2 separate regions of the Homo sapiens genome follow, and region 1 is linked to region 2. Evidence: chromatin loops called from intact Hi-C (ENCODE). Cell type or tissue: PC-3. All regions are shown on one strand. Each heading gives the region's core, and the rest is flanking DNA. Links, peaks and the distances in the headings are about the cores only. Region 1 has its middle 48 kb from the start of GREB1L. Region 2 overlaps GREB1L (GREB1 like retinoic acid receptor coactivator).

Region 1 (9,111 bases), core at 552-8,551, 140 kb before region 2:
TAGATTATTTCCACCAAATTTGGGGGAATTTCAATTATTTTTTTCTTCAGCTCTTTTTTTGTTCCATTCTCTTTCCCTTCTCATTCTGGGACTGAAATTATACTTATGTTAGACAACTTATACTTATACTTATGTTAGTCAGGCTTTGTGTCCGCACCCAAATCTCATTTTGAATTATAATCCCCATAATCCCCACATGTCAAGGGAGAGACCAGGTAGAGGTAATTGGATCATGGGGGCGGTTTCCTCCATGCTGTTCTTCTGATACTGAGTTCTCACAAGTCTGATGGTTTTATAAGTGTTTGGCAGTTCATCCTGCATCATTCTCTCTCCTGCCACCTTGTGAAGAAGGTCCCTGCCTCCCCTTCACCTTCCACCATGATTGGAAGTTTCCTGAGGCCCCCCTAGCCATGGAGAACTGTGAGTCAATTACACCTCTTTCCTTTATACATTACCCAGTTTCGGGAAGTTCTGTAGAGCAGTGTGAAAATAGACTAACACAGATCATTTAAAATATCCCACACATCACTGAGGCTCTGCTCATTATTGTTCATCTTTGCTCCCCTTCATTTTCAAAATGCATAATTTCTAATGGTCCTTCTCCAAGTTCATGGACTATAGTGGTCATGAGAATGACCAAGCCTGTAGCTACGGGAAGCATAATTGACTGAGGGTCCGAGCTGCCACGCTCTGAAATTCATCACTATGTTTGTGCTGAGGACGCACTTCCCACAGGCTGCACCCACTCAAACACTGAGTATGGCAAACGTTTAAGGGCCCCTCTAATGGCTGACTTTGGCTCAAGTACTCCCCAGTGGCCTTGCTGAATTTTCCCTGGATTTCAAGACAGTCTAGGAAGCTTCCACCTAACCTTCCTTCCCTCTCCCCTTCACTCCAGGACAGACTTGGAGGTTCCCACAGCCTTCCCCAGTTCCCTTCCCCCTCATTTTCTATAACGATAATTTCCCTGAATAAAAGCCTTTCATGTTTAATCCAGTCTTAGCATTTGCTCTGAAGGGACACCTGAATAAAATAAGTTAAATCATGGGCGGATTGACAAAACACGCAGTGAGGTGAGGCTCTGGGGTTGACTCACCCACTACCTGGCAGGCACACAGGATGCTATTCTGTTGGCAAGTGGAGCAAAGAGAGCCCCTGGAAAAAGACAGCAGCTCTATTGTGGAATATTTCACTGGTGGTGAACTGAGAAACTGTATCAGTGGAGAGCAATATTGTAAAAAGTAAGTTAACAGAGATTTTGAGGCCAGGCACAGTGGGTCACGCCTGTAATCCCAGCACTTTGGGAGGCCAAGGCAGGTGGATCGCTTGAGGCCATGAGTTCAAGACCAGGCTGGCCAATATGGTGAAACCCCATCTCTACTAAAAATACAAAAATTAGCCAGGCATGGTGGCGCACACCTGCAATCCCAGCTACTCAGGAGGCTGAGGCAGAAGAATCACTTGAACCCGAAAAGCGGAGCTTTCAGTGAGCTGAGATAGGGCCACTTCACTCCAGGTTGGGCGTGAGTGAGACTCCATCTCAAACAAACAAACAAAAAAACAGAGACTTTTGAAAAATATGGGGAAACAATACCTACAAAGTCAGTGGAGTTGGCTGGTTATTGCTAAATTGCATTGACATTCTGCAGAAGGATAATGAGGGATTGACGACTATTAGCAAAAATTTAGAGACAAGCCACAGATCTTCAGTGAGAGCTTACAAAGAAGCCCTTATTTCTACAGAGGAATGGTAGGCCCAGCTGAGTGACAGGCTAAAGACCTCATTGTTAGAGTTGTAGAGCTCCGAAGACATTTGAATGCTCAACCAAGGCAGGATTGTTATGTGAAGGACAGAGGACTGGTGGACAAATCTGTGATCCAGTCAGATGGGATGAAGAGGAGGGATAGGATGAGTTCCAACTGTGGCCCCCGAGAGCAACTATGGTAACAGGGGCTATTGTCTATCACACTAACTTCTCTCTTCTGAGTTTCCCCTCAGGAAGAAAGGCTGGCAGGAGCTATAAAGGAGTTGCTCCTCGCACTTATGTAGAAACATGACTTTGTGGAGCAGAAGTGGTCAATGGCAGCAGCCACAAGAATATACCTCTCAGATCTCCAGTTTCAGGGACTATAATTGCTCACAGGCCATAGCTACTGTGCTCTGAAATCTATTGCTGCATTTGCATCTGGAGTATGCTTGACATGAATGACGGTGGCAGGGAGCTAAGGGAAGCCTGCTCCTGGGAGACACTGGAGCCCTCTGCTGGCTGGCTTTGACTCAAGGACTCTCCGTTGTCTTTCCAAACCTCTCTTCACTTGGGGTCAGACTTGCGTTACAATCTGATGGTTGTCCCAATCTTCTCCAGCTCTGTCTCCATTTTCTCTCGCAAGTGTTTCCACTAATAAAATCCTTGCAGTTTTGATATGAAAAAATGCTCAACATCACTAATTATCAGGGAGAGGCAAATTAAAACCACAATGAGACACCACCTTACTCCTGCAAGAACGGCCATAATTAAAAATAAAAAAAAAAATGTTGGTATGGATGTGGTGAAAAGGGAACACTTTTACACTGCTGGTGGGAATATAAACTAGCACAACCATCATGGAAAACAGTATGGAGATTCCTTAAAGAACTAAAAGTAGATCTACCATTTGATCCAGGCCGGGCGCGGTAGCTCACACCTGTAGTCCCAGCACTTTGGGAGGCCAAGGCAGGTAGATCACTTGAGATCAGGAGTTCGAGTCCAGCCTGGCCAACATGGTGAAACCCCGTCTCTACTAAAAATACAAAAATTAGCCAGGTGTGGTTGTGGGCACTTGTAGTTTCTACAAGTTGTAGCTACTTGGGAGGCTGAGGTAGGACAATTGCTGGAACCCAGAGGGCAGAGGTTGCAGTGAGCCTAGATCATGCCACTGCACTTCAGCCTGGATGACAGAGTGAGACTCTGTTGAAAAAAAAAAAAAAGAATTACCATTTGATCCAGCAATCCCACTACTGGGTACCTATCCAGAGGAAAAGAAGTCATTATATGAAAAAGACACTTGCAGATGCATGTTTATAGCAGCACAATTCGCAATTGCAAAAATATGGAACCAGCCTAAGTGTCCATCAACCAACAAGTGGATAAAATGTGGTATATATACACTGTGAAGTACTACTCAGCCGTAAAAAGGAATAAAATAATGACATTTGCAGCAACCTGGATGGAGTTGGAGACCATTATTTGGAGACCATTATTCTAAGTGAAGTAACTCAGGAACGGAAAAACAAATATTGTATGTTCTCACTTATAAGTAGGAGCTAAACTATGAGGACACAAATGCATAAGAATTATATAATGGACTTTGGAGGCTTGGTAAGAAGGGAGAGAGGGGGTGAGGGATAAAAGACTGTACATTGGTACAGCGTATGTGCTTGGGTGACAGGTGCACCAAAATCTCAGAAATTACCACTATAGAACTTATCCATGTAACAAGAAAACCACCTGTTCCCCAAAAACTATTGCAATAAAAAGAAATCCTTGCATGTTTGGTTTCTTCTTGGTGTCTACTTCTCAGAAAACTCAGATTAACACACTGACCCTTTCTTCTGCCATCCCCAATCACTATTAAGCCCAGCCAGTGAATGTTTTTATTTCAGAAATTGTACTTTTCAGTTGTTGAATATCCGTTTGGCTCTTTTTTTATAGTTTCCATTTCTCTGTTGACATTTCCCATATATTATTCAATAATTATTGTGGTACTTTTCATCAGTACTCTAGGGGAGGAAAAACAGCCCAATTTATTATCTAGACAAGCAAACGTTTTATCTAAAATACAACTGGAAAAGAGCAAAGATGTCAAATGTCCTTGACTTTAAGAACTTCCAGATTTAAATTTGTTCTTTAATTCTAAGGAAATACTATTGAATATAATAGTCACATCTCATCTTAATTGACCAGGAATTTATGTCACAATGTTTTAGAAAGGATACCATCTTTTCTGGGATAAAAAATTGTCAAGTTATTGTACTAAAATTATATAATATGTCAGTTAACATTAGGGGAAGCTGGATGAAGGATATGAGCAACTCTTCGAACTATTTTGCAACTTTAGCTCCTATCCTTTGCTGAAAGGGTCCTGATTAATATAGTTCATAAATAGAAAATGTATTCATTGAATATTTGTATAGATAGACCTCAACAGGGAACTTCTGAAACACTGATCCTCATCAGTGAATTATAATTTGAGATTAAAGAAATTATCTCCTTTCTTTCTAATATATTCTGAACATATCCAAATTCAAATCATTCTTTTAAACTAAGCATTAGTAATGTCTTTTCTATCCAGGCTCTTATTTTATACTATATATATTTCCTGAGTGATCTTGTTCACATTGTTTCAGCAACCACCACTGTGCTGATGAAAATGAATTTATATCTTCTACTTAACCTTCTCCTCAAAGCTTTAAGAACCAGATATTCAATTGCCTGTTAGCATCAACACATCACTATTTCCCATGCAGCTCAAGGTTAACTTGTCAACATGAAATTAATCATCTTTCCCACTAACTTTACTCTTTTAAATAGAATTTTAAAATGTTAATTGATAAAAATATAATCTATCTGAACTCTAAAAGATGACATCCAGCCATCAAACCTAATTATTTATCTTTTCTTCCAATTATTTGAGTCATCCTTTTTTCCTGCTTACTACTACCATCATCTACTATAATTACATCATAATTTTAGTCTCAATTCCCACCCTAATACATCCCCCATATGGTGCCAGGGTTGTATCTGAATTGCAAGGCTGTTTCTCTGTTTTCTATCTTTATCTTTATTTTTTTTTTTAGAGACAGGGTCTTGCTCTGTCACCCAAGCTGAAGTGCAGTGACATGACCATAGCTTACTGCAGCCTCAAGCTTCTGGGCTCAAGCCATCCTCCTGCCTCAGCCTTCCGAGTAGCTAGTACTACAGGGGTGGGCCACCATGAAAGGCTGTCTCTTGAGTGGCTTCCCATTGCATAGAAAATACAAACTCTCTTTGATCTCAGCTTTGCTCCCGTCTCTAGCCTTCCTTCCAGGCACTCACTTTCCACTGCTTTATCTCAAGCAGTTAAACTTGCCCACAAAATTATGTTGTTCTTTGATTTCCCACCTTGACTCATGTCTTAGACATCAGTGCTCTTCCTGCCCTTGTCACCTGTGACTGTTCCTCCTTTATCAGCTCAGGAGGTAGCTACTTCATGATGCAACTTCTTAATTTCTAAATTCAGATCTGGTGCCCCTCTCTGAGCTCTCAGGAATCATGTCCCTATTTTCAATTGCTGTGGCTATCACAGTGGTCTTTTTCCTTTGTCTCCCCTCATTTGTTTTTCTGCTGTAATTGAGAAAATAGTAGTCCAAGTTACAGATACTCCTAATGAACACTAGATGGCACTCTTATCTTTTGTTTGAGCAAATGAGTTGCTATTAATTCTACGTCTAAACTCAGCTTTTAAAATTGTCGTTTTCCTGGTTAAATCTCAGAGTTAAAAATAAAAGCATTTCTGTCCTGAAGTTGTTTGTTTGTTGTTTGTTTTAATGAAACCAAGTCTTTATATGTATGCAGGTTCAACAAGGAATCACTCAATCCCAAAACAAAAACTACTCCATTAAATAAATTGGCTTAGCCCTGCCATCCCAGTTAGTACTGCTATTGAAACAAATATATTGATTTTCAAAAGCATGTAATTAATTGTGTTTTGGGGGGTAAAATAATGGAACTTGGAGAGAGGGCTGAAAAATTTGTCTTTTAATCTTCATAAAAGATAAACTAACCCTTTGCAATACAAATGAGTAGTAAATATTTTATGATCTATTATGATTATCTGTAGAGCTATCAAAGTGTTAAATAGTTTAAAAGAGGTCTGAAGATTACACCAAAACAATACTATATCATGGAAAAAAATTTAGAACATGTTTTCAAAAGCAAAGGCTTGATAGTGCTTTAATTATTTTAATTTTTTTAGATGTTTCTTATACACAGAAGACTCATATCATGTTACCTTTTATCTTCCTTCTCAAATCTAACACTCTCCCAGTTTACCAGCTCTGTAAATGGCTCCACTCCCATTCAATTATTATAGCCTCAAACTTTGTGGTATTCCTAATTTTTCCCTTCCCTTCATAATCTATAACCAAATCATTAGCAAATAAATCTACTGGTTCTTCCTTCAAAATATATCTCTAGGTCGGGCGCAGTGGCTCATGCTTGTAATCCCAGCACTTTGGGAGGCCGAGGCAGGCAGATCACGAGGTCAGGAGTTCGAGACCAGCCTGGCCAACATGGTGAAACCCCGTCTCTAATAAAAATACAAAAATTAGCTGGGCGTGGTGGTGGGTGCCTGTAATCTCAGCTACTCGGGAAGCTGAGGCAGGAGAATTACTTGAGCCCAGGAGGCAGAAGTTGCAGTGAGCCAAGATCGCACCACTGCACTCCAGCCTGGGAGACAGAGCGAGACTCTGTCTCAAAAAAAAAATAAAAATAAAAATAAAATATATATATACAAATATATAAATATATATATATAAATATATATAAATGTGTGTATATATATATAATCTGTCCACTACTCTTATCTCCACTGGCACCACCTTGGTCCAAGCCACTGCCTCTCTCCTACCACAAGAATTTTCTTAATGGTCTCTTTGCCCAAGCTGCCCAAGCCACTATAAGCCCTCAGCTCTGGGAAAGAGGCCAACTCCATTCTAAATCTATTTTACATAGAACCCTTAAGGAACAACTTCAGGTAAAAACTCCTCAAATTTGAACTAATCTAAGAAAGTTCATATAGTAAAAAGAACCATGAAACAGTTTAAGCAACGAATTGTAGGAACATTGTCTAGCCATCACAATCCTATGCTTCCAGAAAAGAGGATTTGATATTGCTTTCTATTACAGCAGATATTACCAGCAATGTTCTTTTTCTATTGGATTCTAAATAATCCGAACTGCCCAAAAGGAGTTATTTATATTAGTGAAAGAACAGTGAATCTTGAAAGTATTTCTCCTGTGGTAATAACGCTTTTTGTTATATAGTGAATGCAGCTTCCTCAAATAACTGAAAATTTCATCTTGTTATTAAATAGTCTAGCCTCTTTGCAATTCATTTTATTGGAGAACATTTACTGGACAAGCCTACCCTTCCCGGGTGATTTACACGGATTAAGTTAGAAATGGAGCAACATCTTATTCCTTTCATTAAAGAGGGGTAATTTCTCCCATAAAATTTATTGGTATGGTATAGGGAAGGTCAATCTATTAAATTTTCTTGGAAATTTGTTTTTAGCTCCATTCAGCAGATCAATCTCCAGCCAGCCTGAGCCTAGATAATATGCTTCTTTTGTCATTGGATCTAACAGAGAAACTGAGAATCACATTTTAAGGGATTGGAATGAAGTGTTCCTATCATCTGCTTCTTTTTTTTTTTTTTTTTTTTTGTCTCTCAGGGTCTTCTGAATCCAGTTATTTTTCACCATGTATTTTGATTCAATTTATTCCTCCATCCTCAGTTTACCACAGGGGAGGAACATTATAAACACATATAACTATCTGAAAATAATATTTAGGCACCCTTTTTAAGGCACAGAAGTTATTGCTTCTAAATTCAAGTTAATTTGTTTTCTAATATAGTTTGTGTAAAACTATTAAAAATTTTTTCATTTCTTATTCCAAAAATATTTTTTCCAAGATTGGACAGAAGAGATAGGGAACAACTGTCCAGATTACGGTAGCCAACATTATAAATAGGAGTCATGCCTTAGATATTGCTTCCTTAATATATTTTTAATAACATTGGTTACCATTTATTGAATATATTTTATGTGTCAGTGGCTGAGCTGAGCACTTTCTGTGCTTTCCCATTTAACTTATTTAGTCTTCACATCAACCCTATCAAGTAGGTGTTGCTCTCTTGTTTTACAGCTGAGGAAACTGAGGTCAGTGATGTTAAGAAACTACCCAAACCCACATAACCAGTATGTGACACTGCAGGGCTCAAGCCCCAGTTCTTTCTGGACTCAATCTGTTTCTTTATTTGTTTTTAACCAAACTACAATTCCTTTGATGCTTGCTCTTCCCTGCAAATGTTCTCAAGTGGATACTCACAAGAATAACTTACAAACTTCAAGTGTTTGGGAGATTTTGAATCCTTGACATTTTCTATCATGTTCAATGAACTAGTCTAAAATGCACTCAAACATGGAGACTCATCTGAGCCAAGTGGACAATTTTAGAAAGCACTTGCTCGATTGTCTTTAAAATTGCATCCTCAGACTCATAAAACATTTCTCAAAATTAACCGGAGAAATTAGGTACCACTTTTAGTAATAATAAAAAAAAATCCAAACTACTATCTATATATAGTATATGTAAAAGTCCACACAATTATATATAGAGATTATCTATATCTATTATCTATGTTTTGCGGCCATGATGGTTGATATAAAAGCCACAATCTTGCATGGCATTTGATTTTGTTGTGAAGTAGATAAGAGTCCTGTAGATTTCTAAGAGCCTAAAAAACCCTCAAGTGCTAGTAGTCCTCTGCTCACACTACCAGGGAAAATGATGAAAGTTTAGGCTGATGGATGTGCCTTAGGAGCAGCACCTTGGGACACCAACATAGACTGAGTGCTAAAGGAGAGATGACTATAAGCGAAATAAGTGGAGCATCTGTTAAGACCCAGAGAGGTGCTGCACTGATTTATGATCAGGCTAGTCATAGACTGTAACTATTATTATTATTATTATTATTTTGAGACGGAGTCTCACTGTGTTACCAGGCTGGAGTGCAGTGGCGCCATCTTGGCTCACTGCAACCTCCGTCTCCCGGGTTCAAGCAATTCTCCTGCCACAGCCTCCTGTGTAGTTGGGACTACAGGCGCGCGTCACCACGCCCAGCTAATTTTTTGTATTTTTTTAAGTAGAGAAGGGGTTTCACCATGTTGGCCAGGATGGTCTCAATCTCTTGACCTCATGATCCGCCCACCTCAGCCTCCTAAAGTGCTGGGATTACAGGCGTGAGCCACTGCGCCCGGCCATCTTTTTTTTTTTTTAAAGAAACATAAACATAAATTTAACTAGC
Region 2 (9,111 bases), core at 361-8,360:
TGTGGGAGGCTGAGGCAAGAGGATCACTTGGGCCCAGGAGTTTGAGACAAACCTGGGCAACAGAGGGAGACCCCATCTCTACAAAAAGTAAAAAATTAGCCGGGTGAGGTGGTGCATGCCTGTAGTCCCAGCTACTCAGAGAGCTGAGGTGGGAGGATCAGTTGAGCCTAGAGGTTGAGGCTGCAGTGAGCCGTGAATTATGCCACTGCCCTCCAGCCTGGGTGACAGAGCAAGACCTTGTCTCAAAAAAAAAAAAAAAAAAAAAAAAAAAAAGTCCCATGTCCCAGACTACGGGGTTCACATGCGCAAAAACATTCTCTTTATAATCTCTATGACAAATTCCCTAGCCTAATTGGACAGAAGTAGATAAGACTTGGGATTTTTCTACCAAAGAGATTGGTGTCATGAGGAAGCTCAAAAACTAAAATTGTGTCTAAACTTTACATAATGTATATAATAAATTAGGAAAGTCTAAATAAAACTATTTACCAAATGTCCCCAAGCAGGGAATTGGTTAATAAATGATGGTACTTTCATACTGTAGGATTCAAACAGTCTTCAAAGATTTGTTCATAGTTGTTTTTAGCATATGAAAATATCATAAATTGATACATGGAAAAAAGAACAGTGTGTATAATATGATACCCACGTTTTTGCGAGAAATTACACACACACATGCAAAAACAAAAAAAAAGTTCATATAGAAAAAAATGTTAAAAGGAGTTGATTTTGTTAGGATTAGGTTTGGCAATAAGTAACAAAGAGCTAAGAAATAGTAGATTAAATAAAATAGAATTTATTTCTCTCTTTTAGGAAGTCCCAAGGGAGGCAATCTAGGTCCAAGATGGTGTCAGGGACCCAGGCTTTTTCTGTCTTTAGATCCCCAACATTCCTACAGACACCGATAGCCGGTCGCTGGGGCTCCAGGCATCCTGTCTACAGTCCTCCCCGACTCTCAGCAGTAATTTTATATTCTTTTTATAAAAGTGAACCTGTTGGATGATCATGTCTTTTAGTGAATAAACCAAGTTGCTTTTCACTAAAGCATCATGTTAATTTTGTTTACATTTGTAACACTTTAGTTCATTGTTAATACAAATCATTTTTAATCTGATATAATAGATACATGTAAAACAATAACATGAGAATAAGACTGCTACTGCCTTCTGAAAAGTTCTCTTTGACCTGGATCTCTATTAAACTCATCGTTAAACAAGTTCTTCCCATTTAGAAACTTCCCGAGCTGTTAAATAGAAGTATTAACCAGCCTGTTGTTCCCTCCTCCTTTTTCCCTAAACTTGCTCTCATTTCCCATTTGGCACATGAAGCCTTTTGGTAGATGTCTGCTCTTCTTTTTTTGTTGTTGTTTTTTTTCACCTGGCTGTATCAGGCTTAAAGATTGGTCTAGCCACAAAATCCATTGAGACATTGAGTTTATGAAATAAATCATGAAACCTTGAATTTCTGGGGCAACTTAAAAATTACAATCAATAGTGTGTGTCATAGGATTCCTTCGGAAAAGAAGTAAAAGGATAGCTTACTACAAACAAATTTTAAAATGTTATTTTCCTAAGGTTCCAATCTGTTCTTGAATTCCCTCCTGGGGAGTCCAGGTGTTAGTAACACAAGGTAAACAGAAAGGCCCTCAGGCATGTCATGATGCAAATTCAACTCACACACATACAAAGGGCAACACTCCCATCCAAATTAATGGGATGACATTTGCTGAAGTCCTCAAACTAGAAACTTCCCAGTTATCCTAGGCTTCCCTCCCTTCCTCATGTCCCAGACCTGTTGGGTCACTAAACCCTGTCGACTCAGCATCCTACGTAAGCCTTAAATAAACGACATCTCAGCTCCACTCTCCTTGCCAGTCCCTCCTCATCTCTCATCTAGACCATTGTAGTCATCTCCCTACTGGGCTCCCTGCTTTTGGACTGTTCCTCTTCCTGTTCCCACTCTTCCATTTTTATCTTTGAATTATCTTTTTGAATTATCTCCTGTGAATTATCTTTTTGAAAAGCACATTTGATCACACCATTCTTTTGAGTACAGTCTTCAAGGACTCCCTTTTATCTGTTAAAAAAAAAAAAAGGAAGAAAGAAGAAGGCCCCAACCTTTCTTTTTTTTTCTTTTTTTTGGTGGGGTGGGGAGGTGGGGGGCACGGAGTCTCACTCTGTTACCCAGGCTGGAGTGCAGTGGCTGCGATCTCGGCTCACTGCAAGCTCTGCCTCCCGGGTTCACGCCATTCTCCTGCCTCAGCCTCCCGAGTAGCTGGGACTACAGGTGCCTACCACCATGCCCGGTTAATTTTTTTTGTATTTTTAATAGAGACGGGGTTTCACCATGTTGGCCAGAATGGTCTTGATCTCCTGACCTCGTGATCCGCCCGCCTCAGCCTCCCAAAGTGCTGGGATTACAGGCGTGAGCCACAGCGCCCGGCCAACCCCAGCCTTTCTTAACCTAGCTCCACTCTCTAGCCTAACTTCAGGACCCACATAAAGCTACACCTACTTCTGCCTGTTTCTTTATGAAGAATGTCTTCAGCTTCAACCTTTCTCTGTCATGAACTCCTGGTCATCTTTGAAGTCCTGATTCAGTGCCATTGCCCCCCCCCGTTCCCCAGGATGTTTAAGCACTGTGTGTGCTCCTCTATGAGAGCCCTAATCACACTGGATGGAATTGTCTGAGCTGTGAACTTCTGGATAGTGTAGTCTTGTTCATGTGTGTATCCTCAGCATCTGTCCCAATGCATTGAATCGAGTGAAATAAAAGCAAGTACAGGATATGCTTTGTGTATCCCAGTAAGACCCCAACCTGAAAATAGTGCCAAGACAACCAGGAAACTGACCAGTGGTCCAGCTGAGCTGCATGAAGCAGAATTAGGCACAGAAAGTCTGCAGTAGTTCAAATGGAGTCCTGAGAAATTGTGTCCAGCCCTCATGTCACCCTGGCCTGCCCTGATCTTCTTTGCTTGTTCTGCCTAACTTCTTCATTCTATTCTCTCACTTGCTCAGGGGGGTCTATTTGGCTTAATCTGTTGGACCTGCTCCTTTCTTAGCACTGAAGGCTGATGCATCTGATACGTGCATGTGTGTGTGTGTACGTGCATATGTGAATATGTGTGCATGTGTGTGTATGTGTCTCAAGATGAACTCCCAGACATAGAACTGGGTGTGTCCACTTAGGGGGTTGTATGAATCAGGGGGAAAGGGGAAAACAGGAAATGATAGTAATCAGTTATTATGTACTGTTTGCCAAATGTCAGGATTTGTATTTAATTGTTAAAACCACCTTGTGAATGGTAGTCACCATTATTATTATCCCCACTTTACAGATGAGTTAACTGAAGCAAAGAGAGACTGAGTCACACACACCCTTGAAATGTGGGGGAGCTGGGATCCAGTCAGCATATGTCTTAATCCAGAGTCACTGCTGTAAGCACAATTAGACTTAAAATATTGTAATGGAGGCCAGGCACAGTGGCTCACACCTTGTAATCCCAGCCCTTTGAGCGACCAAGGCAGGCAGATTGCTTGAGGCTGGGAGTTTGAGACCAGCCTGGCCAATATGGTGCCACCCCCATCTCTACTGAAAATACGAAAATTAGCCAGGCATAGTGGTGTGTCCCTGTAATCCCAACCAGTTGGGAGGCTGAGGCACGAGAATGGCTTAAGCCTGGGAGGTGGAGGTTGCAGTGATTAGAGATCAGGCCACTGCACTCCAGCCTGGGCGACAGAGTGAGACTCTGTCTAAAAAAAAAAAAAAAAAAAAAAATTGTAATGGACCATATTACAATTGACCCTTGTCTTACAAAGATCTCTGAAGGGCAAAATAATGAAATGTTTGCTTTTCCTTGAGTTTTTTTGTGAGCACTGGTATTTTTTTTTCTCATGAATGATTTAACTCCAAGGATAATTGTGGGCAAAAAGATACTCCTTTTGAACTTGGACTTAATCTCAAGGACTTGATTGCTTTTCCACCCAGAGTGTCCAAGGAAGACTTTCCAGACCTTTTCCTGGGTCTTACGCACCTGGCTTTGAGCAGCATTAGTAGCCTATTGCTCAAGTTTCATTCTAACCATTAGTAAATGTTTATTGGTCTCCTTGACGAGATGCCTTATGATGCAAAATAGGTAAACAAAAACAATGAGGATTGGTCCCCCTTCCCCAAAACAACCCTCACAATCCTGTTAATTTCTGGTCCTCTGCTGCTGAGGGAACACTTTAGAGTTCCCTCTGGGCTGCTGCATGCATTTCCCATCTAGCCCCCTCTCCTGTGTTACTTTCACTACCAACTCACTCTTTCTTGATTTCCAGATTCTCTGTATTCAAATTCTGGAGTATATCCTACATTCCAATTTCTTGGCACTCCTCTTTACCCACAATGGTTTTTTTTTTGGGGGGGGGGGGTCTTTATCTTGGATATAACTTTTTCCCTAGGTCTTCAAAGGGGTCATCAATCCTGCATTTAACTTTGTAACTGAAGAAAAACCATAATTAAGCCAGTTCTTATAGAACATGTGGGTCCTGGCTATGGGTCAGCTGTCAATTGCTCTGTTGGCTGGGCAGGCAGGTCAGCTGGAGAAGAAGCCCCAGAGTAGGGCCAGGCAGTGGCAGTCTGTCCTAACCATGCCAAGGGCAGCACCAACGAGCTGCAGCCCTGGCTCGTGAGGGCTGGCCTCATTATTTGGAAATTGGGAAGGATAAACAAATATTTTCACAGGGTGCGTCCAGAACTGAGTATTCAAGGTCACTGTGGTACAGACAGAATGCATGGTGTCAGTGTGTCCTAGTGTCTGGCCTTAAGTGGCCTCTCTTGGCAGCATCTGTAAAGAACACAGAGCATGCTGTAACCTCTGCTGTTGATACTGGGTGCGCTCTTACCACCACTTAGAAATCTCTAGATCCGTTTCCATTTCGTGTTGATTGCTTTGAATGTAGAGCCCAGCTTGCATTTTCTGTGGATTGGACCTTTGCCCTGCATGTTTTGCTCCTCCACTTGAAACTGACCTATACTGCTCTGACTCATTAGTCCCACCCATGGAAGTGGCAAGTACTCACAGGAAGTCTCAAATGGCCTTTGGTTTTCTTCCACTGAGGGGGGTAAGAACACACAGACATACCTAAGTCTCTCTTTGAAAAAACTTTACTAGAATGAGTCTGAAAAAAAAAATTTTAAGGGAGTGTCAGAAGCAAACTTGCTTCCTTGACATACCTAATTTTTTTTTGGATGATAACATATGCCATCCCAACTCCCCACTTCCTCCCGACCTAGATAGCATTAATGGAGGTAAAAAGCACTGAGTGACTGTTAGAATTTTTAAAAATCACAACATTATATAAGTATTGGCTTTTTCTTGCTCTTTAATGGAAATGTCCATCTGCATACAGTATAGGTTATAACACTTTCTAATATACATATACTGTTCCATAGTTTTGAGAATTTCTTTTTTATAAATCAACATCAGGCTATTTCATCTGCGGAGTTTTTTTCTGGCTTCAAAATCAGTGCCTTGTCATTAGCAAACTTCACTTACTAGTTTTAGTCAAGTCTGAGCTACACAATGGTTGAATTGGTGACTATTATATTTGTTTAACTGCTGTAAAGTAAGTTTGCAACAATAGATGCTTGCACTTAAATAGGCATGCAGAGCATTGGGGCCCTATCAATCATGCAGAGATTTCCCTCCTGCTGTCTCCTCTGATGGACAATTCTGCTGATGTGGATATTCAAAAAGAAGGGATCAGGAAGAACAGATGATGGATAAAGACAATCTTCTGTCTTGAGAGGAAATCGGAGAAATCCCTTTAAGGAATTTCTTTGTCATGGTGTCAGAAGATTAATTATGCTCGTGTGAGAACAGCTTTCTCATTGGGTAAAAAGAGACATTATCCTTCTGACTTGTGACAGAAGATTTTCAAAGAAAGAGAGTTAAAGATTTCAGCTGCTCTAAAATCTTCTTATTCTGTTGTCTTCTAAGAATTCTTGGAGACCCCTGGATTACATCCATGACATTCAAGGAGTAATGAATGAATCTGGAATTTCTGTTTCAAGAAATTCCTCCTCCTGTTCCTCATGCAGATCTTCAGAAACCTTAATACCTGAGTTTGTATATCAGCTTTAACAATGACATAATAATGTAGGTGATAACTTATTACAAACCAGGAACAGTTTCTTGTAGTGATATGGCAGAGGAGATACGGGCAGTACAACCAAAAATTGTACAGAAGATTAATAAACACAGTTTTTAACAAGGCAATGAATTCTATAATCTGAAAAGGTATCTTTAAAAAATTCACTTAATTGTATGATTTAATTTAGTTGTAAATAGTGATAATATTTAAGGTATTTACATTCTTCACAGTCACTCTGAACAAAACAAATTGGTATTCTGAAAAACCTTTGAAAGTTAGAGACTCAATATATTTCATGGAACATAAGAATAGTAAAGTTGTTCCAAGTAACTTTATTTTCCAGATAACTGAAACTTCAAAACTTAAACAACAACAACAAAAAAGATTTCAATGAAAAATCTTCCTAAAATTCATTAGTTAATACTCTGGCTTTTAAATAATGCACATTAACTGACCCAGGGTCATAAATATGAAGATCTGCTGTTGTACTACATTGAAATACATTGTCATCCTCAGGGACTGTTGAAGCATGGTGTAGGGTTATTTGCCTCTATGCTAAGTGGCCTGAGCAGCCGCATTTTTATTTCTACTGTCACTTTTTATACAAATGGAGTCTCTTTCTTTCAGGTAAGTTATGTTATCTCTTCTCCCTAGAATGTATTTATCATGTTGCTGGTAAATGGCTATTTTGCTTTATACCTGAGGGTAAGCCTGTACCTACAAAACAAACCAGTTCCGTTTATTTTCTTATTCCACTCTAAAAAAAAAAAAATTTTTTTTTCTTTTGAGATGGAGTCTGGCTCTGTTGCCCAGGCTATAGTGCAGTAGCACAATCTTGGCTCACTGCCATCTCCACTTCCTGGGTTTAAGCGATTCTCCAGTCTCAGCCTCTCAAGTAGCTGAGATTACAGGTGCCTATCACCATGCCCAGCTAATTTTTATATTTTTAGTAGAGGTGGGTTTTCACCATGTTGCCCAGGCTGATCTTGAACTCCTGACCTCAAGTGATCTACCTGCCTCACCCTCCCAAAGTGTTGAGATTACAGGCGTGAGCCACCACACCTGGCCTACCACTGTAAAAATTTATTTTTGGCCAGGTGAAGTGGCTCAACACCTGTAATCCCAGCACTTTGGAAGGCTGAGATGGTAGAATCACTTGAGCCCAGGAGTTCGAGACCAGCCTGGGCAACATAGTGAGACCCTGTCTCTACAAAAAGTTAGATAATTAGCTGGGTGTGATGACATATACCTGTAGTCCCACCTGCTTAGGTGGCTGAAGTAGGAGGATCACTTAAGCCCAGGAGGTTGAGGCTGACTGCAGTGAGCCATGATTACACCACTGCACTTCAGCCTGGGTGACAGAGACCCTATGTTAATACACACACACGCGCGCGCGCGCGCGCACATACGGTCTCTCTTATTTCTGGGTATCTAACTGGTTCTAGGCTAGGTAGTAGAGGTTTCCCAGAAGTCTGGTGCCTGGAAGGATGTATTACTATACATGCACATATACACACTCGCATGCACTGGGTTCATTTATTATAACTGGGTTCATTTATTAACTATTAATTGTATAGTGATAGTGATACAATATTTATGTTATGTATAATGTATTATCTTAGTTACTCTGTGATTATATCATCAGGGTAATAGTTTTATATCAGAGCCTTAAGAATAGATTTCTAAGGCCGGGCATGGTGGCTCATGCCTGTAATCTCAGCACTTTGGGAGGCCAAGGCAGACGGATCACCTGAGGTTGGGAGTTTGAGACCAGCCTGGCCAACATGGTGAAACCCTGTCTCTACTAAAAATACAAAAATTAGCTGGGTGTGGTGGCAGGTGCCTGTAATCCCAGCTACTTGGGAGGCTAAGGCAGGAGAATCGCTTGAACCCAGGAGGTGGAGGTTGTGGTGAGCCGAAATCATGCCATTGTACTCCAACCTGGGGGACAAGAGTAAAACTCTGTCTCAAAAAAAAAAAAAAAAGAATTCTAGTCTGGGTTTGGTGGCTCACCCCTGTAATCCCAACACTTTGGGAGGCTGAGGTGAGAGGATTGCTTGAGGCCAGGAGTTCAAAAGCAGCCTGGGCCACACAGCAAGACCCCATCTCTACAAAAAATTTAAAAATTAGCTCAAAGTAATGGCATGTACCTGTAGTCCCAGCTACTTGGGAGACTAAGGTGGGAGGATTGCTTGAGTCTGGGAGGTTGAGGCTGCAGTGAGTCATGGTTGTGCCATTGTACTCCAGCCTTGGTGACCGACTGACGAAGATCTTGCCTAAAAAAAAAAAAAAATTACATTTCTAGTGACTGTACCACTTTAGATACTTCTTCCCTACCTTTCCTAGGGCCCCAACATTGCTATTGTGAAATGGTAGTCAAACCTTGGTTTTAAATAAAAATGAACTATTACATTCCTCAAGACAAAATCATTAAAATGTGCGTTAAATATTAGCTAATGTTAGTAAGTTTTGCAGTAACTATAGTAATTGTAGGGTCCGATTCAGATTTTTGTAAGAGTTTGTAGCCATGACGAAGTGAGTGAGTCTTGTTTTAATTCCACTTGGTATCAGTACCTGGGTAAATAGATTTAGGTTCAAAATTTAGAAATTTTGAGTTTTGAGCAGGATCTAAACTTTATTATCAGTTCCATATCCAGTTTGAGTTTTTTGAAGATGATAAAACTAAAGTGATGATTCTCATGAAACATAGAAAGTGTTTAAGAAACAGTTCCAGGAAAATAAAAGTCCAAAAAAGTTTTCTTCTTCCTTTGTGAAGAGGGAATTGATGATTCTGTTACATTTTGTCTTGCTGGATAAAAAAATCACCCCATTATTGATCACGAGGTCAGGAGATCGAGACCATCCTGGCTAACACAGTGAAACCCCGTCTCTACTAAAACAAACAACAACAAAAAAAATTAGCCGGGCATAGTGGCACACGCCTGTACTCCCAGCTACTCAGGAGGCTGAGGCA

The links. A loop is a pair of places that touch in the nucleus more often than their neighbours do. Peaks named below come from ENCODE experiments on the same cell type or tissue, not always from the same donor. Only the 100,000 strongest peaks of a DNase experiment are listed, where the experiment ranks them.
Region 1: it touches region 2 in a loop (6-fold over the local background); 3 of 110 quality-filtered maps call a loop at or near these places.

What each region holds. Positions count from the first base shown.
Region 1 is chr18:21,189,944-21,199,054 of GRCh38, forward strand. No RefSeq gene overlaps it. Among named protein-coding and RNA genes, the nearest start is that of GREB1L, 48 kb to the right of the region's middle. In PC-3, for the core only: CTCF peaks have their summits at 2,253 (motif pointing left), 5,393 (motif pointing right) and 5,603; DNase peaks (open chromatin) are centred at 2,248 and 5,178.
Region 2 is chr18:21,325,570-21,334,680 of GRCh38, forward strand. All of the region lies in intron 1 of GREB1L (GREB1 like retinoic acid receptor coactivator), which reads left to right. Among named protein-coding and RNA genes, the nearest start is that of GREB1L-DT, 87 kb to the left of the region's middle. In PC-3, for the core only: no CTCF peak of the experiment used is centred there; DNase peaks (open chromatin) are centred at 1,762 and 5,052; H3K4me3 peaks cover 1,168 bases; H3K27ac peaks cover 5,758 bases.